2 separate regions of the Homo sapiens genome follow, and region 1 is linked to region 2. Evidence: read pairs that join two places in POLR2A ChIA-PET (ENCODE). Cell type or tissue: A673. All regions are shown on one strand. Links, peaks and the distances in the headings refer to the core of each region. The heading gives the core; the rest is flanking DNA.

Evidence for each region. Peaks named below come from ENCODE experiments on the same cell type or tissue, not always from the same donor. Only the 100,000 strongest peaks of a DNase experiment are listed, where the experiment ranks them.
Region 1: POLR2A ChIA-PET joins it to region 2 with 17 read pairs; 6 of 35 experiments call an interaction of 5 or more read pairs at or near these places.

The regions. Positions count from the first base shown.
Region 1 is chr11:46,546,216-46,563,248 of GRCh38, reverse strand. AMBRA1 (autophagy and beclin 1 regulator 1) reads left to right here. Exons shown (of 18, transcript NM_001387011.1): 2 at 14,749-15,003; 3 at 15,374-15,432; 4 at 15,953-16,136. The coding sequence starts at 14,869. Among named protein-coding and RNA genes, the nearest start is that of AMBRA1, 39 kb to the left of the region's middle. In A673, for the core only: no CTCF peak of the experiment used is centred there; DNase peaks (open chromatin) are centred at 7,675 and 8,888; H3K27ac peaks cover 1,719 bases.
Region 2 is chr11:46,658,425-46,666,424 of GRCh38, reverse strand. ATG13 (autophagy related 13) reads right to left here. Exons shown (of 19, transcript NM_001346311.2): 11 at 6,940-7,033; 12 at 2,330-2,428; 13 at 1,466-1,576; 14 at 906-1,042. Among named protein-coding and RNA genes, the nearest start is that of ARHGAP1, 38 kb to the left of the region's middle. In A673, for the core only: no CTCF peak of the experiment used is centred there; no DNase peak of the experiment used is centred there.

The sequences.
Region 1 (17,033 bases), core at 4,964-12,963, 110 kb after region 2:
AAAAAAAGAGATGAGGTCTATGTTCTCTATGTTGCAGGCTGGTCTTGAACTCCTGGCCTCAAGCAGTTCTCCTCCATTAGCCTCCTGAGTTAGCTGGGTTACAGGTGTGATCTACCTTGCTTGACTCTCAAATGTTATGTATAATTATTTAAGAATAGGAAGCAGGCCAGGCACGGTAGTTTCAGCACATTGGGATGGCAAGGCAGGCAGATCACCTGAGGTCAGGAGTTTGAGACCAGCTTGGCTAACATGGTGAAACCCTGTTTCCACTAAAAATATAAAAAATTAGGTGTGGTGGCATGTGCCTGTAATCCCAGCTACTCAGGAGGCTGAGGTAGAAGAATCGCTTGAACCTGGGAGGCGGAGATTGCAGTGAGTCGAGATCATGCCATTGCACTCCAGCGTGGGCAACAAGAGTGAAACTCCTTCTCAAAAAAAAAAAAAAGAACCAATGTTGCATTATATTTATTATACTATTAATTTATAGGAAAAATTTAAGTTTCTCTTGAATTCATATTTTCTCAGGCTCATATTCATAGAAAAATAGAAAGTGATCCTAAACTATTGATTTATCCCTTTAATCTGCTCCCCCACCCGCAAACATAACACATATAGTAGAACCCTTCTCAATAAGTGTCTCCACTATCCACTTGGGACTTAGGCCCAAAACTTAGGAATCACTCTTCATTTCTCTCTCACACCTCAAATACAATGCATCTGTAATTCCCTTAGCTGTTTCTCCAAAATATATTCTGAGTATGACTATTCATCTCTTATATTGCTATAACCCTGGCCCAAATTCCCATCATCTTGTCATTTCCTTAGCTAAAATCCTCTAATAGTAACCCATTACACTTAATAAAATCCAAATTTTATCATGGTCTGCTAGTACCAACCTGTCTTTATTCTCTTCCTTGTTAGTGGTGCTCCAGCCATGTTGGCCTTATTTCCGGCCTTCACATGCGCTAAGCTTACCTGTTAGGGACCTTAGTACTTGGTACTCCTCATCCTCCTTGAAATATTTTTTTCACCTGCCTCTTTTCTCAAGGTTTCTATTTCAAGATGCCAGTCTTAACTCAAATGTCATCTCAGAGAGGCTTTCTCTGGCCACCCCAGGTAAAAGGGTGTGTTGTTTTCTTTCACCTGCCATATTTTCTTTCTAGCCTTTTTCAGTACTTGAAAGTATTGTTAATATTTAATTATATAAAAATCACATAAGCTTTTGGGGGGCAAGAATGTTCTTCTTTACTATAGTATCCTCAGTGCCTAGAACAGTGCCAACATAATACCTGCTTAATCAATGCTTGTTGGTTATTTATCAGTGCTTTTACATCCTTCCCCATCTTTAAGTGTTCTTTATTTGGAAAGTTGGGGAAATGGAATCCAGCTTCTACTCAGATTTAAATAACTAGGTTCTTAAATCTAATGCCTTCTTTTGATTGGCTAAGAAATGTGATTGGCATGGTAGGGTGGCATGTCGGCCTTTTAGCATAAGAACTCTGTGTTTAATAATTTGACTTCTTTTCTTGAAGCCTCGAGGGAAATTTTTTCTTTCCCTATTTTAGTCAGCCAAGAACCTGACCTGGGCTGACTATAAGATTGGAAAACACTGAACACAGTATCTACTAAGCCAAGCAAGGACTGGGAGTGTAGCTCTGGTACTATCTGAAGGAAAAGCCTGAATTCAAATCCTGCTTTGGCTCCAGACTCATCTGTGAATCTAGATGAATTTCTTAACCTCTTCCAGGTTTTGTTTTTCTTATTTGTCTGATGAGTAATCACATCTGTCCTAGGACTTGTGAAGATTCCTGGGTTAATGTTCTCAAAGCTTTTTTTTTTTTCTGACAATATTCTTTCCTTTTTTTTTTGAGATGGAGTCTCACTTTGTTACCTAGGCTGGAGTGCAATGGCATGATCTCGGCTCACTGCAACTTCCACCTCCTAGGTTCAAGCGATTCTCCTGCCTCAGCCTTCCGAGTAGCTGGGATTACAGGCGCGTGACACCACGCCCAGCTAATTTTTGTATTTTTAGTAGAGACAGGGTTTCACCGTGTTGGCCAGGCTAGTCTCGAACTCCTGACCTCAGGTGATCCACCTGCCTTGGCCTCTTAAAGTGCTGGGATTACAGGTGTGAGCTACTGCGCCTGGCCCAACAATATTCTTGCTGTAGCTCCAGGGGTTTCCAGGAAGAATTGGGGGCAATGTGGTGCTCCCAGGAAGGAGTTGGATTCTTTCTCAAAGACTATGCAGAGAATAGAAAGATGTGATCCTTTATGATTTGAAATCGGCCCTACTCCAGCCTCCTGATATTGTTGGTGGATGAAAGGTATATTGTTGCCAAAGTCATTAGGTCTGTTTGAGGCAGCTGGTTTCAGTTTCCGTTTCTGGGGTTAAGCTGTTTTGCCTCTGAAATTTCTTCCATCAGAAGCTACTCTTTTTTTGTTGCTTGCTAATAGGAAATCTTTTGCCATTTCTGTACATTTAAGAGTAGCCTTCTTGGTCTTCTTGATTCTTTTGATAGCTTGAAACCAAAAAATTGAGCTTCAGTTTCTTCTTGGTTTAGTGCTTTCCTCCTTGTTCTTCCTTCCGTTTTTAGGAGTTCTTGTGTTCTCAGCACACTGTTTTCTCCAGAATAATTTGCAGATAAAACTTCCGTTTCTTTTTTCTTCATCCTTCTGAGGTAAGTGGGAGTAAGGAAAATTGTCAGTCTCAAATTTGGGTCTTATTGCTTTCTATTTCCGGTTTTGATCACACTTTGTTTTGAGCACAAGCTTTCCCGTGTTTCAGACATTAGGCAGCATCATTGTGAGTTACTTTAGAAAGCTCTAGTAAGCAAAATCTGTAGCAGGAAAGCTGGTGCTTCACTTCTCCCCCCTTATTATAGTTACAGTAATTAGAATTTACTCAGTTTTGTATCTTCAAAACATTTTGTAAAATTGTTAGCCCATTTGTGATATATCCTATACAGAGGTCGGTCTTATTTTGAGTTTATATATAAAAAACTAATGCTGCTGCCTGTGTGCAGTAGAGGTGCAGGTTCTGTCTGTTGACAGTTTATTTCTGGGATTTTGGCTTCTTATAAAGAAAGGGACTGTGTATAATTTTAATTGATTGATCTTAGTTCTGTTGAATTATTTGTTTTCAATTTGTCAGGTGGTTAATTAGAGATAATGTAATCTGTGGCTTTTTATAATCACTGTAGTTTCCTTTGCAATCTTTCTCTTAGAACTGTAGGTGCGAGACTTCTTTGTGTGAACTTCTGTTTATCACATACTCTGGTTATTGTTCTATCTTGAGTTTTACTTTGAAAAGTAATAATCTTGTCTTGAAATTTTATAACCCATTTCCCCTAAGATTCTCCAAGGATTTTATTCCTTTAAGATAGAAGGAAGGTATTATTACTTTCAGTTTACATATTGGAGGAAAACTTGAAATTCAGCGAGGATATGATTTGTCCAAGATTATATAACAAGCCAGCGATAAAAATCAGTTATTAAAGCTTCTTACCTCTTAGTCTTATCTTTATTTATTAAATCACTGATTCTTGTTATAAACTTGACTGATACTCCTATATCCCCAGATTGCAGGATCAGCTTTCTTAGGGAGTAAATTAGGATGAAGGTTTTGTATTTAGTATTCTCAAGCTCGAAAGGTGTAATATCCCATATTCTCATCTCTGCTATCAGAATATCCACTGTCTCTGTACTTTGTTCTTAATATTCTGTGTTTCAAATAGGAGGATTAAAAAAATTTTACTGCCATTTTTGAGGTTATTTTTCTTTCTTCTTCCCTACTTATAGTTGAGGTAGTGATGGATTAGTCCTTTGCTTACTCTCTTGCCTGGCCCTCTCGTGATCAATGACATGTGCGTAATGAAATGACTGGCTGAAATTAGGTTGGTAATGGTGCAAAGCCTTGTCTTTACTTTTCTTTTCTTTCTTTTTTTTTTTGAGACAGGGTCTCACTCTGTCATCCAGGCGGAGTACAGTGGCGTGATCTCGGCTCACTGCAACCTCTGCCTCCCGAGTTCAAGCAATTCTCCCACCTCAGTCTCCCGAGTAGCTGGGATTACAGGGGCGTGCCACCACGCCCATCTAATTTTTGCATTTTTAGTAGAGACGGGGTTTCACCATGTTGGCCAGGCTGGTCTCGAACTCCTGACCTCAGGTGATCCACCCGACTCAGCCTCCCAAAGTGCTGGATTACAGGAGTGAGCCACTGCACCCGGCTTAGGTTTTTCTTTTTAAGGTATTTGACTTGTAGAAATTGAATTTATGACTTTGAACTCATAACCACCACACTTTTTAAAACTCTAGATGTTGCTGTTTATGATAGTTTTGGGTTCATTTGGGATCTTTTCACAACTCTGAATATAAGTAAATACACATACTCATGCTCTTCTACGCTAGACATTGTGCTAGGTACTGGGACTATGACAGACATGTTTTTTGCCCTCACAGAGTTTATAATCTACTTAGGAAGAACGAGTCCTAAGAAAGGATCACCAGTGTGATAAAATAAATTTATTTTGAGATATCTTTGGTTACCTAAATTTATTAATTTCCATATTTTCAGAAAAACTTCTTGTTAGAGTATTGAGCAGATAGTGGGTTTTCTGTAGAAAATTCTTGATATTTGTCAGCTAGATATTAGTAGATACTAGGTAGGTAGTGGTTTTTTTTTTTTTTTTTTTTTTTTTTGAGAGGGAGTCTGGCTGTGTCGCCCAGGCTGGATTGCAGTAGTGGGATCTCAGCTCATTGCAACCTCCACCTCCCGGGTTCAAGCGATTCTCCTACCTCAGCCTCCTGAGTAGCTGGGATTACAGGCATGTGCCACCATGCCCAGCTAATTTTGGTATTTTTAGTAGAGCTGGGGTTTCACTGTTTTGATCAGGCTGGTCTCGCACTCCTGACCTCGTGATCTGCCTGCCTCGGCCTCCCAAAGTGCTGGGATTACAGGTGTGAGCGACTGCGCCCGGTGATATTAGGTTAGTAGTGTTTTAGTTATCTATTGATGTACAAAAACCACCACAAAATTGGTGGCTTAAAACAATAAAGATTTATTTTGTCTCATAATTACTCAGGTTAGGAATTTGGGCAGGACTTGTCTGGATGGTCCTTCTCCCCTGTGTAACATCAGTTGTGCTTTGTGCGTCTGCTTTCAGCTGGTGGTTGGGCTAGGTTAGAAGGTCTAAGAAGGTTTCACTCATTTGCTTGGTATCTTGATAGTCTTCCACGTGGCTTCTCTCTCTCCACATGGTATCTTATCATGCAGGTCCTCTCTGAGTCTTGCTCAGTCGCCCAGGCTGGAGTGTAGTGGCACAAGCTGGGCTTACTGCAACCCCCACCTCCTGGGTTCAAGTGATTCTCTTGCCTCGGCCTCTCCAGTAGCTGTTAGTACAGGCATGCATCACCATGCCGGGCTATGTTTGTTTGTTTTTTGAGTCAGGGCCTTGCTCTGTCACCCAGGCTGGAGTGTGGTGGCATGATCAGGGCTCACTGCAGCCTCGACCTCCTGGGCTCAGGCTATCCTCCCACCTCAGCCTTCCGAGTAGCTGGAACCACAGGCACATGCCACCATGCCTAGCTAATTTTAAACAATTTTTGTAGAGACAGGGGTCTCACTATGTTGACCAGGCTGATCTTGAATTCCTGGACTCAAACAATCCTCCCACCTCAACCTCCCAGGGCAGGGATTACAGGTGTGAGCCACTGTGCCTGGCTGGTTTTATTTTTTGTTTTTAAAAAGGTGACAGTGGTAAGATCTTTTATATGAAATGGTTTGGAGACCTCTACAGTGGACGGTCTCATTTTGCCTAGAAGAATTTGTTTTAAATTTAATTTGTCTGACTGTTTACAGGGCTTTGTGGCCTAAACTTTTTATTTTTAGAAATTAAATATTGTGTGTTCTTATTACCATTTTCTTTCTTTCTTTTTTTTTTTTTTTTTGAGATGGAGTCTCACTCTCTCCCCCAGGCTGGAGTGCAGTGGCGTGATCTCGGCTCACTGCAACCTCTGTGTCCCAGGTTTAAGTGATTCTCCTGCCTCAGCCTCCTGAGTAGCTGGGACTACAGGCACATGTCACCATGCCTGGCTAATTTTTTTTTTTTTTTGAGATGGAGTTTCGCTCTTGTTGCCCAGGCTGGAGTACAATGGCACGATCTCTGCTCACCACAACTTCCACCTCCCGGGTTCAAGGGATTCTCCTGCCTCAGCCTCCTAAGTAGCTGGGATTGCAGGCATGCACCACCATGCCTGGCTAATTTTGTATTTTTAATAGAGACAGGGTTTCTCCATGTTGGTCAGGCTGGTCTTGAACTCCTGACCTCAGGTGATCCACCCGCCTCAGCCTCCCAAGGTGCTGGGATTACAGGCATGAGCCACCGCAACCAGCCCTTATTACCATTTTCATACTAATTCTTCATTACAGAATGAAGCTATTATTCTACTATAAGCATTTTTCATATGGTAAATATTTTGATCCTTGTGGTAGCCCTGTGATATACATACTATCAATAGTCACATTTTATGGATGAGGAAACTAAGGTACAGTCAGGTTAAGTAACTATTCCTAGAAATCAAGATACCATCATATACCAGGAAAAGGATGGAGCTGGAATTCAATCAACCATTCTGACTGCGGGGCCCATATATATGACTATACATATTGACTGTAATTTGGATGTTATGGATAATAACAATAAAATAAATATCACTCATGACTTCTCCATCTAGAGTTAACCAGTTAGCACTTTGCCATATCCTTGGATATCTTTTGCACACAATAGATACACAATTCAGGGAATAGTTGGAGTTTTTCTGCTTCTAGGTGTGTTTGCCTTCGGGAATGTGTTGTTTACTGTTCTAAATTTATGATGTTTTTCCCCACATTCTCTGTACCCCTGTAAATTCAGTCTAGTGTAAGAGTCACACAAGAGCTGTATGGAGTCAGGTGTGGGTGCTGGCTTGTGGTGCTTACAGTTTGAACTTTGGTTCTATATGATGTTACTTGAAGTATCCTGAAATGGCCGTAGGAAAGTCCTATTAATAAAAACAAAGCTGCCAGTCGTAGAAAACCCTGTGTATTTCCATCCATATGGAGTTTCCAAAGAGTACTGGGGCAGTTTTAGGCTTCTAATTAAAAGCCTGAAATTTTGTAGTTAATTTTCCATTTGGGTGAACTTTACTTATGCAAGTGGTCTTAGAATTAGTATTTAAAGGATTTTTTAAAAAATAATTATATCCTTGGGTTAAATCAAGTTATGGAATATATGTCAGTATTACATGGTTGGTTTGACTCTTAGACTTTGCCCACATGGGCATAGTGAAGTGGAAGAGAGATGCAGTTACTCAAATAAATAAGGAGATTGGACTCCATTTTAACAGCTTCTTGCAGGTCTATAGGTTTCTGAATCACACTCCTAAATGCAATAGGAAGGGGAAGATTTGGGGTATGAATTATTAGTCAGGTTTTAGATACAGCTATAAATTGTTGGTTCTGGTTTTTAATTCACTTTACTAAACTATGTAGAGGGAGCCCAAATCACAATGAATTATTTTTGCCACATAAACATACTTTATTTTCTCCCTGAGCACTTTTTACTTTGTTTTCTGGTAACAGCCTTTGACATAATTCTTAGAAATCTGCTACTCTTGGGAATTGTGGTGTCTCTGGGGTTTCAGTTGGCCCTATTGTTTGGTGAGGGAAACCATAGTGAACCTCAGAGAGGATTCAATAGTAATAAAAACAACAGAAACAAGATTCATATTTCCACAGCTGTTTTCTTATTTGGAGTCTCATAACAACCCTATGAAGCAGACATTGTGATCATGTTTTACAGAGGAGGAAACGAAGCCTCAAAGAGGTTAAGTATCCCCAAAGTCGTATAGCTAGAAGGTGGAGTAAAATTCCTGGCATAAGATAATCAGATTGCACAAGGAACCTCTAAATCTAACTTCTAATTCCCACTGGGTTGTGGCATACTCTCTAGATGGTTTTTATGAGTAGTTGTTAAATATAATTGTCTCTTAGAATTAAATAGAGAAAATCTGGAAAGGTGATTGCCTTCTCACCTTTGGAGAGTACTCAGTCATGTTATTGGGAGTGGGAGTATGTGTGTGTGGAAATGGGATGGAATCTTGGCATTTGTCTTTTTGTTTGTTTGTTTGTTTTTTTAAGACAGGGTCTCACTCTATTACCTGGGCTGAAGAGTGCAGCGGTGCAATCATGGCTCACTGTAGTCTTGACCTCCTGGACTCAAGCAACCTTCCCACCTTGGCCTCCCACCATGCCTGACCGGCATTTGTCTTATGTACATATCCTAGCCATGTCTTTTGCTTCTACTTGGATAAGCTTTTGGTGATTGAGAATTGATTTTGGGGACTGTGTGACGGTATCACAAAGACTATTGTTGGTAACCTTTGTCTCAGTCTGCTTTACTTTAAGGGACAGATTGGGAAACTTGTTTCTTCTTCCTTTTTAAAAGAGGAATGAAAAACACAATTGACTGGCATTTTCTCCTCATCAGCAGCCCTGTGTGACTTCAGTTTGACTTAGCTCCCTTTGTTCTTTACAGGGAACAGAGTAAAATCTCTTCTCAGGTGGCTGGTAAGAGCATATCAGGAGAGAAGTCCCTTATCCTTTTAAAGCAACAGCAAATATTTTTCTTCAGATGAAAGAGAGATTGTGTAATTGTTTTACTCCCTCTGACTTCTTCCCATCAGTAAAGCTTTCTCTTGTTTGAGCTGTTAGTGTGTTTAGGTCCCTGGAAATTGATAGAAATGTTGTTTGGTAATCCTGATCCTTTGATTTTTTTCTTGGTATTGATATTTGTAGCTACTCTTTCCCCTTTCTGAATCCTGTAGGAATCTGAGGTTGCATCACAGTTTTCTGAGTCATACAGTACTTGTGACCTGTATTTTATTGTTCCTCTTGAGTAACAGGAGGTCGGAAGGTCGGTTTTTTTTATTTTTTATTTTTAGGAATTGGACTGCTGCTGTTTCCACCACACCTTGTAAGATTATAAATGGTTTAAGTGTATTTCTTTGAAAGTGCCTTTATATTGCACTGTTAAGACAAAGGACTCTCAAGATGTTTCTTCTGAACTTTTTTATATTGGGTAAAAGAATTGCAGTAGAGGGTTAAGGTAAACTAATAGGAACTGTATTTTTGGCACTTTCCTGGTTAGTAATTAATCACTTATGTGGCAGTTTGACCGAAGGGCTACCCTGGGTTCAGGTCTAGATTTCTGATCCTAATCTATGAGTTGTCAGGGTTACTAAGGAGATGATTTCCTTCCAGTTAGTTCATCCTTAGCCTATTCAGGAAGTTGGCCTGAAAATGTTGATATTTTCAGTACATATTTATGCACTAATAAGTGATGAGAGCTGTATCATGAGGATACAGGCTAGAATTTGTTTCTTTGTCACTCCTTAGGTAACTCTGTGCTGTGTAGGACTAGGAACTTGGTGAGTTTTTTTGTTTTTGTTTTTGTGTTTTTTTTTTGAGATGGAGTCTCACTCTGTCACCCAGGCTGAAGTACAATGGCACGGTCTCAGCTCACTGAAAGTTCCACCTTCCAGGTCCAAGCGATTCTCCCAACTTAGCTTCCCAAGTAGCTGGGACTACAGGCATGAGCTACCACGCCTGGCTAATTTTTGTATTTTTAGTAGAGACAGGGTTTCACTATGTTGGCCAGGCTGGTCTCGAACTTCTGACCTTGTGATCTGCCCGCCTTGGCCTCCCAAAGTGCTGGGATTACAGGTGTGAGCCACTGCACCTGGCCAAACTTGGTGTTTTCTTGCTGTGAAATCTTTCTGACTTTTACATCTTAGTACTCCAGTGAGAGAACTCCTTCAACACAGGCTGTTAATGTTTTTTTCTGTCTGTATTTGGATACATCTGGTTGTGTACTCTTTAGATTGCAGCCTTTTGTGAAATGTAAAGAGCCAATTATTGTTTGGCTTTTTACAATAAATAGTTATTACTTTTTAAAAAAGTGAATGGTGGCCGGGCGTGGTGGCTCACGCTTGTAATCCCAGCACTTTGGGAGGCTGAGGCGGGTGGATCACCTGAGGTCAGGAGTTCGAGACCAGCCTGACCAATATGGTGAAACCCTATCTCTACTAAAAATACAAAAATTAGCCGGGTGTGGTGGCAGGCGCCTGTAGTCCCAGCTACTCGGGAGGCTGAAACAGAATTACCTGAACCCAGGAGGCAGAGGTTGCAGTGAGCCGAGATCGCCCCACTGCACTGCAGCCTGGGTGACGGAGCGAGACTCTGTCTCAAAAAAGAAAAAAAGTGAGTGATGAGGTTTGGGCTTCTGGTAATAATAATTTTTAAAATTAAAAAGTGAAAAAAAAATAGAAACTTGCCTATTAAAATTATTAAATCACCAATAATGCCACTACTGAGAGACAACCATGGTTAGTATTTATTGTATTTCTTTTGTATCCTTTTTCTCCTAATATTTTTTAAACAAAGTTGGGATTAATACTGCATATAGAATTTTGTGTTCTTTTTTCACTTAACATGTACTTACCGCATAATTTAATTTTTTTTTTTTTTTTTTGAGACAGAATCTCGCTCTGTTGCCCAGGCTGGAGTGCAATGGCACGGCTCACTGCAACCTCCGCCTCCCGGGTTCAAGTGATTCTCCCGCCTCAGCCCCCTGAGTAGCTGGGATTACAGGCGCGTACCATCACGCCTAGCTAACTTTTGTATTTTTAGTAGAGACGGGGTTTCACCATGTTGGCCAGGATGGTCTCGATCTCTTGAACTTGTTACCACCCACCTCAGCCTCCCAAAGTGCTGGGATTACAGGTGTGAGCTACCGTGCCTGGCCTTTTTTTTTTTTTTTTTTTTTTTTTTTTTTTTTTTTTGAGATGGAGTCTCACTCTGTCACTCAAGCTGGAGTGCAGTGGTGCCATCTTGGCTCACTACAGCCTCAGCCTCCTGGGTTCAAGCAATTCTCGTGCCTCAGCCTCCCAAGTAGCTGGGATTACAGGTGTGCACCACCACGCCCGGCTAATTTTTGTATTTTCAGTAGAGATGGGGTTTCGCCATGTTGGCCAGGCTAATACCGAATTCCTGACCTCAAGTGATCTGCCTGCCTCGGCCTTCCAAAGTGCTGGGATTATAGGCGTGAGCCACCATGCCTGGCCTCATTTAATATTTAATTTAATTTATTTTTTTGATTAATTAATTGGTTAATTTTTTTTTGGAGATGGAGTTTCACTCTGTCACCCAGGCCGGAGTGCAGTGGTGCGATCTTGGCTCACTACAACCTCCGCCTCCTGGGTTCAAGCGATTCTCCAGCCTCAGCCTCCCAAGTAGCTGGGATTACTGGTGCCTGCCACCACGCCTGGCTAATTTTTGTATTTTTAGTAGAGATGGGGTTTCACCATGTTGACCAGGCTGGTCTCGAACTCCTGACCTCAGGTGATCCGTCTGCCTTGGCCTCCCAAAGTGCTGAGATTACAGGCATGAGCCACTGCACCTGGCCTAATTTTTGTCTTTTTAGTAGAGTAAATTTTGTATTTTTAGTAGAGTAGGTTTTGCCATGTTGGCCAGGCTGGTCTCAAACTCCTGACCTCAGGTGATCCGCCCACCTTGGCCTCCCAAAGTTCTGGGATTACAGGCGTGAGCCATCGCGCCTGGTGTCGTTTAATATTTTAAAGAAAATTTTTGATAAAGATAACAGATTTACCTTTTTCAAAAACTAAAATTTCAGCACCTAGTGCAGTGGTTTGCACCAGCCTGGGCAACATAGCGAGACCCCATCTTTAAAATAATTTTAAAAGTTAGCTACTCTGGAGGCTGAGGCAGGAGGATTGCTTGAGCCCAGCACTTTGAGGCTGCAGTGAGCCATGATTGCACCATCGCACTCCAGCCTGGGTGATAGAGTGATACCCTGTTTCTTTAAAAAATAAAAATAAAGTCCCCACAAACTAACTAAAATTCCATTTCAAAAACACTGACAGGTATTAATCCATTTTTGTTTCCATTTATCTAGTCCCTCCAGTCCCCAGCGTGTTACCATTAGTTTTTCTTCTTATTCAAAGGTAGCTTTACTCGATATATTGTTTTGTACCTTGCTTTTTTTCTCTCGACAATATATTTTGGACATCTATTCTTTTTTTTTTTTTTTTTTTGAGGCGGAGTCTCACTCCGTCGCCCAGGCTGGAGTGCAGTGGCGCGATCTTGGCTCACTGCAAGCTCTGCCTCTCGGGTTCATGCCATTCTCCTGCCTCAGCCTCCTGAGTAGCTGGGACTACAGTCTCCTGCCACCACGTCTGGCTATTTTTTTTTTTTTTTTTTGTATTTTTAGTAGAGACGCGGTTTCACTGTGTTAGCCAGGATGGTCTCGATCTCCTGACCTCGCGATCCGCCCGTCTCGGCCTCCCAAAGTGCTGGGATTACAGGCGTGAGCCACTGCGCCTGGCCTGGACATCTGTTCTTATCAGTAGCCAGAGAATCTTCCTTGCCATAGATTAGTCATCCAGTACCCTTTAGATGGACACTTGGTTATCCTCAGTTTTTGCTATTGTAAGCAATAAGACAGAAGTAGTAACTACTCTGCACCAATTTTTAAGGGAAATTTATTATTTGTACAAGAAAGCCAGCTAATACATGTAGAAATAATGATAGAATTAGAAAATGAATATTTTCAGCATCTCCCCCCATTAAAAAAGTACAAGAGAGAATCATCAATGAATGCTAACCCATTAAGTAAAAAGTTGAGAAGTAATAGGATATTTACATGATGCCAAATAATTGCCACAGATTGCTAATTGTAAAGGGGGAGATATTCCTTTATAAAGAGAGGTCTGGCTCTTAACAACCTCAACCAAGTAATCATCTTTCTACAAATGATCACTAATGATGGTACAGTCTGAAAATATGTGCCACCTGATGTACTCCACCTTGAGGTATATAGGCACATCAACTGTGACGCACTGTCACCAAAAACATTTAAACTAATGAAGGTTTTAGACCTAACCTGCTGTTTACAGGAAATAAAGGTATAGAGAGGCAAGCTAAATGCTACTATGAGGAAACAATCAGTTGAGTCTAGGATGTAAGGCATTCTAACAAGTCAACTCTCCTGATCTTTTAGAAAAGCTAGTGTCGGCTGGGTGCAGTAGCTCACACCTGTAATCCCAGCACTTTGGGAGGCTGAGGCGGGTGGATCACCTGAGGTCAGGAGTTCAAGACCAGCCTGGCCAACATGGCAAAACCTGGTCTTTACTAAAAATACAAAAATTAGCTGGGTGTGGTGGCAGGTGCCTGTAATCCCAGCTACTCCGGAGGCTGAGGCAGGAGAATTGCATGAACCCAGGAGGCAGAGGTTGCAGTGAGCCGAGATTGCGCTGTTGCACTCCAACTGGGGCCACAGAGTGAGACTCTGTCCCCCACCCCCCCCAAAAAAGAAAGAAAAGCTAGTGTCACAAATAAATGAAAACATAAACAAAACAAAACATGGAGGCCATTCTAGGATAAAGGAGACTAAAGAGACATAAACGTCCAAAGTCGTTGCTTGAGTTTTGATTAGAGTCTGGATTTTTTTTAAGTCAACCATAAATGAAATTTTTTGGACAATGGGGAAAATTCGAATGATAATTGAAGTATTAGATGATAATTGGTATAGTATTGTTATTGTGGTTATGAGGCAGAACATCCTTCTTCCTAGGAGTTGCATAATGAATTAAATATGCAGGGTTAAAGTGTCTTGATACCTACTGAAATAATTCCAAAATTATACAAAAAAAACACCAACCTCAATGTAACCATATCTCTATCCATGGAGATAGATGAGGCAAATTTGGCAAAATATTGACAATTCTTGAGTCTAGGTGGAGAATAGTGTATGTTTATTGTACCATTCTTTCAACTTTCCTATATTTTTTAAAACATTCATAGTGGAGCTAAAGAAACAATGTCACAGTGGATAACACTGTATATATGTAGATATTCTTTTGAAATACCATTTTATCAGGCTTACATAGTCCATTGTATAGACCACAATTTGTTCTTTAATCATTACACTTGTGTGTATTGTGCTGCTAGTTGCCATTTTAGTAGAATTTTAATTTCTGATGAAGTTTTCTCCTTGTAAGTCTTGTGGTAGATGAGAAAAGGAGCCTGATTTTTTTTTTTCCTTCCCTTTCCTTCTCTGTCCTCTACCCTGGATCTTTAGTGGAGAAGAGAAAGAGAAAATGAGTGAGAAAGGTACTCCTAAATAATCTTTTTTTTTTTGAGATGGAGTCTTGCTCTGTCGCCCAGGCACTGGAGTGCAATGGCACTATCTCAGCTCTCTGCAACTTCTGCGTCCTGGGTTCAAGCAATTCTCCTGCTTCAGTCTGATGAGTAGCTGGGATTACAGGTGCCTGCCACCACACCCGGCTAATTTTTGTATTTTAGTAGAGACGGGGTTTCACCATGTTGGCCAGGCTGTCTCAAACTCCTGACCTCAAGCAATCCAATCTCCTTGGCTTCCCAAAGTTCGGGGATTACAGGCGTGAGCCACTGTGCTTGGCCTGATCCTTTCTTTAGCTACAAGGTTGAGCTATGGAGAATATGAGAGTATGAAATATTTTTGGAAGAAAAATTCTGGGAGGAAGGGTCTTTTCTGAGAAAGTGTCATTAAATAGGAAAAGTATAATTTCCCTTTTGAGCTAGAATTGTATTTGCAATTAGAAGCTTCTCGTTGCAGAAGTCGTTCTTTGACATTATTCTTTGTTCCTTAAGATTTCCATGAGGACAACTTACAAGGACCTGTATGGCCTCATTTTAGCTGCTTCAGTGTGTTGGAGCTGTTACTTGCTCCTTCATTTCCTGGGCCTGGTGTGACAGTGGCTACTGAGCGCCATGAAGGTTGTCCCAGAAAAGAATGCTGTCCGGATACTCTGGGGGCGAGAACGGGGTGCTCGGGCCATGGGAGCTCAGCGGCTTCTGCAGGAGCTGGTAGAAGATAAAACCCGGTGGATGAAATGGGAGGGCAAGGTAAGGAAAATGGCTATATTTCACATAGGATTTGTGCTGGTGATGGTAGAATGAGACCTTAGAATGGGTTAACAGCAGAGAGTTGGGATATATTTATCTTGTGTGGGAGAGTTGACATATCTGACTTAGGGAGTTGTTTGTAAATTTGAAAGAACTAATGTGCTAGAAATATCTTTTTCCTTTAGAGCTAGACAGTTTTCCTGAAGGTAATTTAGGTTTATCTCTCTCAATTTGTAGCTTGATCATTGTCTCCAGTTTTTAAGCCTACACTGTGAATGCTAATCTAGAATGGTTAATGTGCTTTTGAGATACGGTGAACCATGGTCTACAAATCATGTATTTTAACTTTTTTTTTTTTTTTGTCTCCCAGAGAGTAGAACTGCCGGATAGTCCACGCTCTACCTTCTTATTGGCCTTCAGCCCAGACAGGTACTCAGTATTTATCTATAACTTAAGATTTGTGATAACAGTGCTTTCTGTATATTTGGCCTGGCTTGATCTTCCAAGTCAGTCCCTAAAGTCTCTCTGAAGTACTGTATGAACAGCACTTTGGCCCCGTGTCGGAAAGGGAAAGAAAGTAGATGAGCAGTGCTAACCTGAAAAATCATGAGAACAAGCAAAGGAAACTGAGAGGATCAAAACTTGGAAAGTTTCTCAATAACAATCATTTGCCTGTGTGATACAGCTCACCAGTGGTATGATGGTTTTTCCAGTGGGAAAAAATATTTTCCGAATGTGGCATGTGTCATTTGGGGACAGTGTGGACAAGCCAAAAGCTTTTAAAGATCAGAATATTTCTGTTTGTAGATATACTGCCTAACATACAAAGCTTAGTTTCTTTCATGTTGGGATTGGCAGGTAGCATCAATATTCTATGTCGTCCAAAGTTGATAAGATTGGTTACCCTTCCACATGCTTCTGAATTCAGTTCTACTCTTTGATTTTCTAGGACTCTCTTAGCCTCCACCCATGTGAACCATAATATCTATATTACGGAGGTGAAGACTGGCAAGTGTGTTCATTCCCTGATTGGACACCGCCGTACTCCATGGTGTGTCACTTTTCATCCCACCATCTCAGGCCTTATTGCTTCTGGCTGCCTAGATGGGGAGGTTAGGATTTGGGATTTACACGTGAGTATTTCCTTAAGATACCCTTTTCTTTTGGTGTTCTAATTTTTTTTTTTTGAGACGGAGTCTCGCTCTGTTGCCCAGTGGTGTGATCTTGGCTCGCTGCAACCTCCGTCTCCCAGGTTCAAGTGATACTTCTGCTTCAGCCTCCCAAGTAGCTGGGATTACAGGCATGTGCCATCATGCCTGGCTCATTTTTGTGTTTTTAGTAGAGACGGGGATTCACTATGTTGGCCAGGCTGATCTTGAACTCCTGACCTCAAGTGGTCTGCCTGCCTCGGCCTCCCAAAGTGCTGGGATTACAGGCATGAGCCACCATGCCCGGCTTCTTTTGGTATTCTAAATGCAGAGACTTGTTTACCATTGGTTTTTTAATTCTGGAAGAGCCTAGCCAGATTCTTAGGACTACATCTGAATATATTGTTGTAGACATTGCCCACTTAATTAATAGGAAGTCTAATTCCCTGTCTTCCATTCCTTTTTTTTTTTTTTGCAATAGCTTAAGCATGCCCTGAGATTGTCTTCCATTCTTGCTAAGATGAACATCTACTTTTGCTTCCTTCAGCCCGTTGTGACATAGTACAGGAGGCTCTAAGATATGTTCAGGTTGGATTTCTGTTGTCTTAGGGCATCTTTGCCTAAGTACAGATATTCCTGTACTCCGATCATGATCATCAAAGCAAGATCCTCTTTGTCCTAGTAACTGGCTAGCGGGTTGTCTTGCACCATGTTGTGCACCGAGCTTGAGTTTTTCTCAGGCTTTGCATGGAACTGTGGGCTGGGCGCGGTGGCTCACGCCTGTATTCCTAGCACTTCAGGAGACCAAGACAGGAGGATTGCTTGAGTTCAGGAGTTTGAGACCAGCCTGGGCAGGATATTATACCAAAAATATTATACACA
Region 2 (8,000 bases), core at 1-8,000:
CAGCAGAAAAAGGAGATCAATCCCAACTATAACACAGACATACTGTGGCCCAGACTTCAGGGCCATGGTCAACACCCTGTTCTGGTCCTTGGGAAACACTAAGGACTGACTCCAAGGATATAAATCTTGGGGTAAGAGAAAAACATCTGACAACCCCTTTACTGGATAAGGGTGACAAGAACCGAGCTCCTGCTGTTTCCCGTTGGTACTGAAGTTCCACGCCAGCTTCCTGACATCCCAGCAGATATATCAGATTCTTACCAGGGAACTTCAAGGAGTCTACACTTTTTCTCTTTCATTTAAAAAAAATATTTTTGAGGCTGTGCGTGGTGGCTCACGCCTGTAATCCCCGCACTTTGGGAAGTCAAGGCGGGAGGATCACTGGAAGCCAGGAGTTCGAGACCAGCCTAGGTAATATGACGAGACCCCCCATCTCTACTAAAAATACAAAAATTAGCCAGGTGTGGTGGCACGCGCCCGTAATCCCAACTACTCAGGAAGCTGAGGCACAAAAATCACTTGAACTCAGGAGGTGGAGGTTGCAATAAGCCATGATTGTACCACTGCACTTCAGCCTAGGCAACAGAGTGAGACTCTGTCTCCAAAAAAAAAAAAAAAAAAAAAAAAGGAAAAATAAATTTTTTTGAGAGACAGAGTCTCACTATATTGGCCAGGTTAATCTCAAAATCCTGGCCTCAGGCAATCCTCCCACCTTGGCCTCCCAAAGTGCTGGGATTATAGGTGTGAGCCACCACTCCCAGCTAGGAGTCCATGCTTTGGGCTCAAATGCCATGTCCCAGCCAATGCTGAAAGTTACTCTTTACTAATTCTAAATAAGCACGTGTGTCAGGGAGCCCAGGCCCCTGGCCAGCCTTACCAGAGACAGAGCCAAAATGTGAACTCACCTACTGGAGGGTGTGGCAGCACAGTGGGTTCTGTCAGAAGGGGTGCAGGTTGCCAGTCTCTCCTGGTCAGCCTGGGTACCATGGACAGGCTGGTTGGGAGCAAGGGGTACCCCACCTTCCTTCCCAGGAACCATCAGCTTTGGGGAAAAATGGAAAGAGACAGTGAATCATGGCATGCCAGGCAGGAGGGGAACTTCACATTCTAGCATGATGGTATCTGCTTTTGACTTTTCCATCACCAACGCTGCCACCAAGTAGGCAGCAATCCCTGGATCTTTATCCTCTCTGAAACTCAGTTAATGGAAGAAATGCACGGTAATGACTAATGACTACAGAGGAAAAAGGAAATGGAGAAAAATCCTGGAAAAGTCTTCTTTCCTTTCTGAAGTCTAAGAGGCTCCTTCCTCTCGAGTCACTTTTGGTCTCTGAAGTCACGAAAGAGTTTTGCTTCAGAATATAGCACTTAGAACATATCCCTCTGCCTTGAGAGACCCCTCAATTGCCTCCGGGCAGGGGAGGCAGCACTGGAAACCCATAGTCCTCCCCATCTTTAAAGATACCTGGTGAGGGTGTGTAGCATTTAAGCCAGCAGCAAACACTACTGGATAAGCCAGGTCAGCTGATCCAACGCCCAGGGCAGCAGGCTGATAGGAAAGGCGAGAGCTTGAGAGCTAAGCAAGAGAAAAACAAAGAGGAGAAAAGGAAAGGCAAGGAAAAAATAGGCAATCCCAGAGCGTGACAAACAAGATGGCTCAGTAGAGAGATAAGGAATGGCTCCCGCCCACATGCCCACAGTGCAGGGGGCCTGACGTGATAGGGGTTAGGGACAGATGAGGCCGTTATTAGAGAAGAAAACACAGACTTGTTTGTACTGGGATTGGGATTCCAAGCTGTGGAGCTTCCCAAAGGCCTCAAATAAGTTCCTTGCTCCCCGTTTTCCCAGGGGCTGAGCTAACTGTTTCAGTGCTAAGCCCAGCAGATGTGTGGAGCACAAGCCTGCGCAGAACTGGTAGCCGAAGTCACCAGGTTCTCCAAAGTCATTCTATTCTCTCCTTTGTCCTGAGGCCCCTTTGACATAGAAAGTCCTCTTCTCTAATCACACCCTCCATCACCCCTGGGTATGGGAATGTTGCTATTTATATTGAAAAAAGACAGAATACCAGTTGTGAGTTGTTTATTTAAAAATCTGATATAAATAACTCCATGTATTTTTCACATCAATGGTAGGAGGAGGGGCAGATGAAAATTCCCTATTTTAGGCTGTTGGGCCGTGGCTGTGTCCTATTAAAATCTATTACCAAGCCTCAAAATAATCCCACAGAACACTTGGGACATTTAAATAACTGTACCTTATAATTTATTTACAATTTTTAAATAAAAGGATGCCATCTGATTATATCCCCTTCTTCCCATTATGGACTCACTTGATGGGAAAAGGCCAGTCCTGCCATGGGGACCCTCAGGGTGTCCGTCACCACAGGAGTAGGGGTCTGAAAATGTGCCTTTGTGACAGTAAACACACACTGTGCACAGACACACACAGAGACAGGAGAAACAAAAAAAAAAAAAAAAAAGAAAAGGGACTTGAGAAAGAAGTGAAGAAACTCTGGAAGGGGCAGTAGCAAGAGAGGCCAGAACTGACACTGGAGTCAGGAGTGAAGCAGGGCAAGGGCGTGGGGCTGTCTTTCCAAAGGGACAACTTGGAAGATTCCTAGAGTGATGTTTATTTCAGGGCATTCCATGTATGCCTGTGTCCCTGATAAGCAGTTAGAAAACAAAGCTGAGGTGAGCTGGCTACAACTTGGCAAAACAGAGAAACTTGAGTCAACCATTAGTCTGTCTCTACTCAAAAAAGACAGGAAGTCAGACAGCAGCTTCCAACAGAAAGGTCTGACTGCAGATGCAAGGTGTGCTGAAGATGAGTAAGGATGCGGGGCTTGTAATGTTCAACTGAAAGCCTTTTTCAGGAAACCCAGAATCTGCAGGACAGTTTCAAACAGCTGAAGGGGTGGCTGGAACTTGAAGAAGCTCAGATGCATGCTTCCTACGTCATTCCAGGGAAGACAAGTGGGTGTGCAGGGGTGTGTGTATGCGTTCTTACAGTCCCTGATGGCATAGGTGAACCTGATGAAGTAAAAAGCTGGGGGCATGTTGAAAACTCTTATGATTTCAAAGCTACTTAAGGGCATAATGATTATGGTCATGATGATTATTTTGGGTCTTACTGTTCCATTTTTTTTTTTTTTTTTTTTTTGAGATGGAGTCTCACTCTGTCGCCCAGGCTGGAGTGCAGTGGTGCGATCTTGGCTCACTGCAATGTCCACCTCCCAGGTTCACGCCATTCTCCTGCCTCAGCCTCCTAAGTGGCTGAGACTACAGGTGCCCGCCACCAAGCCTGGCTAATTTTTTTGTATTTTTAGTAGAGACGGGGTTTCACCGTGTTAGCCAGGATGGTCTCGATCTCCTGACCTCGTGATCCGCCCACCTCGGCCTCCCAAAGTGCTGGGATTACAGGTGTGAGCCACCGCGCCTGGACTGTTCCAGTTTTAAACCTGACCGATTAGCTAATTAATGCTTAGAACTAGAGGCAGGACCTTAGGCCACACAGTAGGTTCATTTCTAGACTCAACTCTGTGCCCAAATGGCACAACGATCCTTATACTGTTGGCAAAACCAACAACATCACATTAACATGTATTTACTGGACTCCAGCAAAAGCTCCAATAGAAGTTGCTGAATTGAGTAATTATGCAAGTCACTAAGAAAAATACTACATTATTAACAGGAATAATATTAACAGGAATGAGGAGAAATGATAGCAAATGACTGTCTCTCTACTGCCAAGAGAAATTAGGTTCAAAATTGAGTATTTTTGTACCAAATTGTACCAGCCTTGATCAGAGGTCCCCAGGGAGTAATGATGACAGGGCTCACTTATGGAGTGCAGACTGTTGATAAGAATTTGGTGTGATCTAGTTTTAAATTGCAATAAGACACAATAAGAGACAGTTACCATTAAAAAGATAGCCTCTAGTCACACAGGCATACAAACTTTGATGCAAACACCAGGTGCAGAAACTACTAAACTTCCATTTACTTTTAGGTTCAACTTTCCATTGTATCAGGGAAACAGACAAACTGATTTGGTTAAGGCCTAGTCTCACCATCCCTCATATCTCGCAAGTTACAACTTTATTATTTATGAATCTATTACTTGTAAAACAGAACTGCTTACTGAAATTTAAATTTGACATATCTTTTAGAACAGCTGGGATGAGCTTATAAAAATAAAAAGAAAAATATTAGACATATCTACAAGTTAATTACCTAAAAACAACAACAACAACAAAAAACCCTGCTTCTATTAATGTGCACTAGGAAGAAAGTAGGTCTTTGTCTGCTTTTTTTGTCAATGCTACTCTGTGTCAGTAAGCATACAAGAAGCTCCCCTGACCAGATCACTGCTGACATTCATGCCTACATATGTTCATGAGAGCAGGGGAATGACAATTCTCAAACCCCCAAACTAAACTGTTCTGGCAACTTTAGAACAAGAATCTCTTTCACCCAAAACAAACTAGGACAATAGAAACAATAGTGATCCATGGATTCTACAACATCAATCACAGACATTAACTCCTGCTTTTGAAACAGATTACAACTGTGAGTTTATTATTTTATTTTTTTTTGAGACAGGATCTCGCTCTGTCACCCAGGCTGGAGGGCAGTGGTGCGATCTCAGCTCACTACAGCTTCAACCTCCCAGGCTCAGGCGATCCTCCCAGATCAGCCTTCCAAGCAGCTGCAACTACAGGTTTGTACCAACACACCCGCTAATTTTTTTATTTTTGGTAGAGACAGGGTTTCACCATGTTGCCCAGGCTGGTCTTGAACTCTTGGGCTCAGGCGATCCTCCCTCCTTCCTTGGCCTCCCTAAGGGCTGGGACTACAGGCATGAGCTACTGAGCCTTGCAGAACTATGACTTTTTTTTTTTTTTTTTTGAGACGGAGTCTCACTCTGTTGCCCGGGCTAGAGTGCAGTGGGGAAATCTTGGCTCACTGCAACCTCTGCCTCCGGGGTTCAAGCAATTCTCCTGCCTCGGCCTCCTGAGTAGCTGGGATTATAGGCGCCCACCGCTAGGCCCAGCTAATTTTTTGTATTTTCAGTAAAGAGGGGGGTTTCACCATGTTGGCCAGGCTGGTCTCAAACTCCTGACCTCATGATTTGCCTGCCCTGGCCTCCCAAAGTGCTGGGATTACAGGCGTGAGCCACTGCGCCCGGCAGAACTATGACTTTAATCCAATATCTCCTCCAACAACCAAAGATGGAAAAAATTTTTTAATTTTTGGAATTACAAAAACAGTACTTGGGAGACTGAGGTGGGAGGATGGTTTGAGCCTGGGAGGCGGAGGCTGCAGTGAGCCAAGATTGCGCTACTGCACTCCAGCCTTGGCGACAGAGACAGACCCTGTCTCAAAACAAAACAAAACAAAACAAAAAACACAGAAGGGCTGGGTGTGGGGGCTCAAGCCTGTAATCCCAACACTTTGGGAGGCCAAGGCAGACAGATCACTTGAGTCCAGAAGTTCAAGACCAGCCTGGGCAACATGGCAAAACCCCATCTCTACAGAAAATTAAAAAAATTAGCTGGGCATGGTGGCATATGCCTATAGTCCCAGATACTCCGGAGGTTTAGGTGGGAGGATCACCTGACCCTGGGAGGTCTAGGCTGCAGTGACCCATGACTGCACCACTGCACTCCAGCCTGAGTAACAGAGTGAGACCCTGTTTCAAATTAAAAAAAAAAAAAAGGCCGGGCGCAGTGGCTCACACCTGTAATCCCAGCACTTTGGGAGGCCGAGGCGGGCGGATCATGAGGTCAGGAGATCGAGACCATCCTGGCTAACATGGTGAAACCCCATCTTTACTAAAAATACAAAAAATTAGCCAGGCGTGGTGGCGGGCACCTATAGTCCCAGCTACTCGGGAGGCTAGGCAGGAGAATGGCGTGAACCCGGGAGGCAGAGGTTGCAGTGAGCTGAAATCATGCCACTGCATTCCAGCCTGGGTGACAGAGCAAGACTCCGTCTCAAAAAAAAAAGGGAAAAAGAAAAATTGAAAAAAAAAAAAAACCAACAACAACAGTAAATAAAAACACATGGACAGCTAATGAATTTGTCTGGTCCTCCAAATAAGAAGTTGAAACAGGAGAATCTGGGCTGATTTAAAGGCAAGTAGAACTGAGGTAGATCTAGAAGAAACCATCTAATGTGAAAGTCAAAGAGGAAAGCAATACTTAATGCAGGCAGAAGAGGAATCTGGAGGCAAGGAAGCTGAGGATGAGTGACTTGTGGTGGAAGGCAAGAAATGTGCCCCAGCAATTCAGCCAGCTGCAAAAATGACTGTTTAGCCAAAGCAGCCTTGGCGCCACACACATTACACAACAAGACCACAGGGGTGCTTTCTCTGGGGAAGCTGACAACAGTGTTTGGAGCCTGTGTTTTATGAAACTGGGTTTGCCACTGAAGACTGAAGTGGAAAAGTTAATGGTTAAAAATGTCTGGATAAGGAATACACACAAGCAGAAATCTGTGTCAACTATAAAGAAAAGCTGTACTACTGGTTTCTCCCTGTCATTTTATGCTAAATAATTTTTGGCTCTTTGGGGCCTCTTCCATTATTAGAAATGAAATTTACCACTCAATAGAGAAGTAGCTATGAAGTTAACAAGTGTAAGTTAGACAAAATCTCTGGTGTCAGAATGCATTTGGAATTCTGTGACTGATGTTCTAGGGAATTTTAAGATGTCACCAGGAAGGTAAGGGCTAAATGTAATCTTGAAGGTTATGAATAATTACAGACTAGAAATACTATCTTCTGGACAAGAAGGCTCTCTCTTACCCCTCAAAGTAACCCCTTTGAAACAATCACCACCACTATTAAAAGGGATTGTAGCTAAATTTGGACACCATTTCATAAAGCCCATATATATACCAAATAACTACCACCACCCCAGAACCTGCTTCCCCCTACCTGGGATGGTGGGGAGGTGGAAAAAGAGGTGGTACACACTTCTTGAGAGTCTTCTACAGACGGGTATATTACTCCAGTGTCCTCACCAGCAGTTCTAAAGTGAAAAGAAAGAAATAATGAATTTTATGGTGGTGGCAGTCAATTTCAGAAAGGCTATAAAAGGTGATTAGATAGAGATGGGACCTGTGCTAAGAACGGTTTCACACAGTTCGTACTGGCAAGAAAGGCATGTGGAGTCCTCAATAATTTCAAACATTCCAGAGAGTGGCACTCAGAGGTTTGACAATGTTTTGTTCTTGTTTCTCATTTTTAAGACAAGGTGTCACTCTGTCACCCAGGCTAGAGTGCTGTGGCATGTCTCACTGCAGCCTTCCCAGGCTCAAGCAATCCTCCTGCTTCAGCCTCGAGTAGCTGGGACTACAGGAATGTACCACCATGCTCAGCTAACTTAATTTTTTGTAGAGACAGGGGTCTCCCTCTGTTGCCCAGGCTGGTCTTGAATTCCTAAGCTCAAGCAATCCTCCAGCCTCAGCCTCCCAAAGTGCTAGGATTACAGGTGTGAGCCACTGCATCCAGCCTGTTTTTTAAACCCAAACATCTTACCTGACCTATTATTTGAGAGAGCATTTTCTTTTCTTTTCTTTTTTTCTAAATTGGTAGACTCACTCACACCTGTAATTCCAGCATTTTGGGAGGCCGAAGCAGGCGGATCATCTGAGGTCAGGAGCTTGAGACCAGCCTGACCAACATGGAGAAACCCCGTCTCTACTAAAAATACAAAAATTAACCGGGCGTGGTGGCGCATGCCTGTAACCCCAGCTACTCGGGAGGCTCAGGCAGGAGAACTGTTTGAACCCAAGAGGTGAAGGCTGCGGTGAGCCAAGATCATGCCACTGCACTCCAGCCTGGACAACAAGAGTGAAAATCCGTCTCAAAAAAAAAAAAAAAAATTGGTAGAAACAGTGTTTCACCACATTGCCTGGGCTGATCTCCAACTCCTGGGCTTGAGCAATCCACAGATCTCAGCTTCCCAAAGTGCCGGGATTATAGGTGTTAGCCAC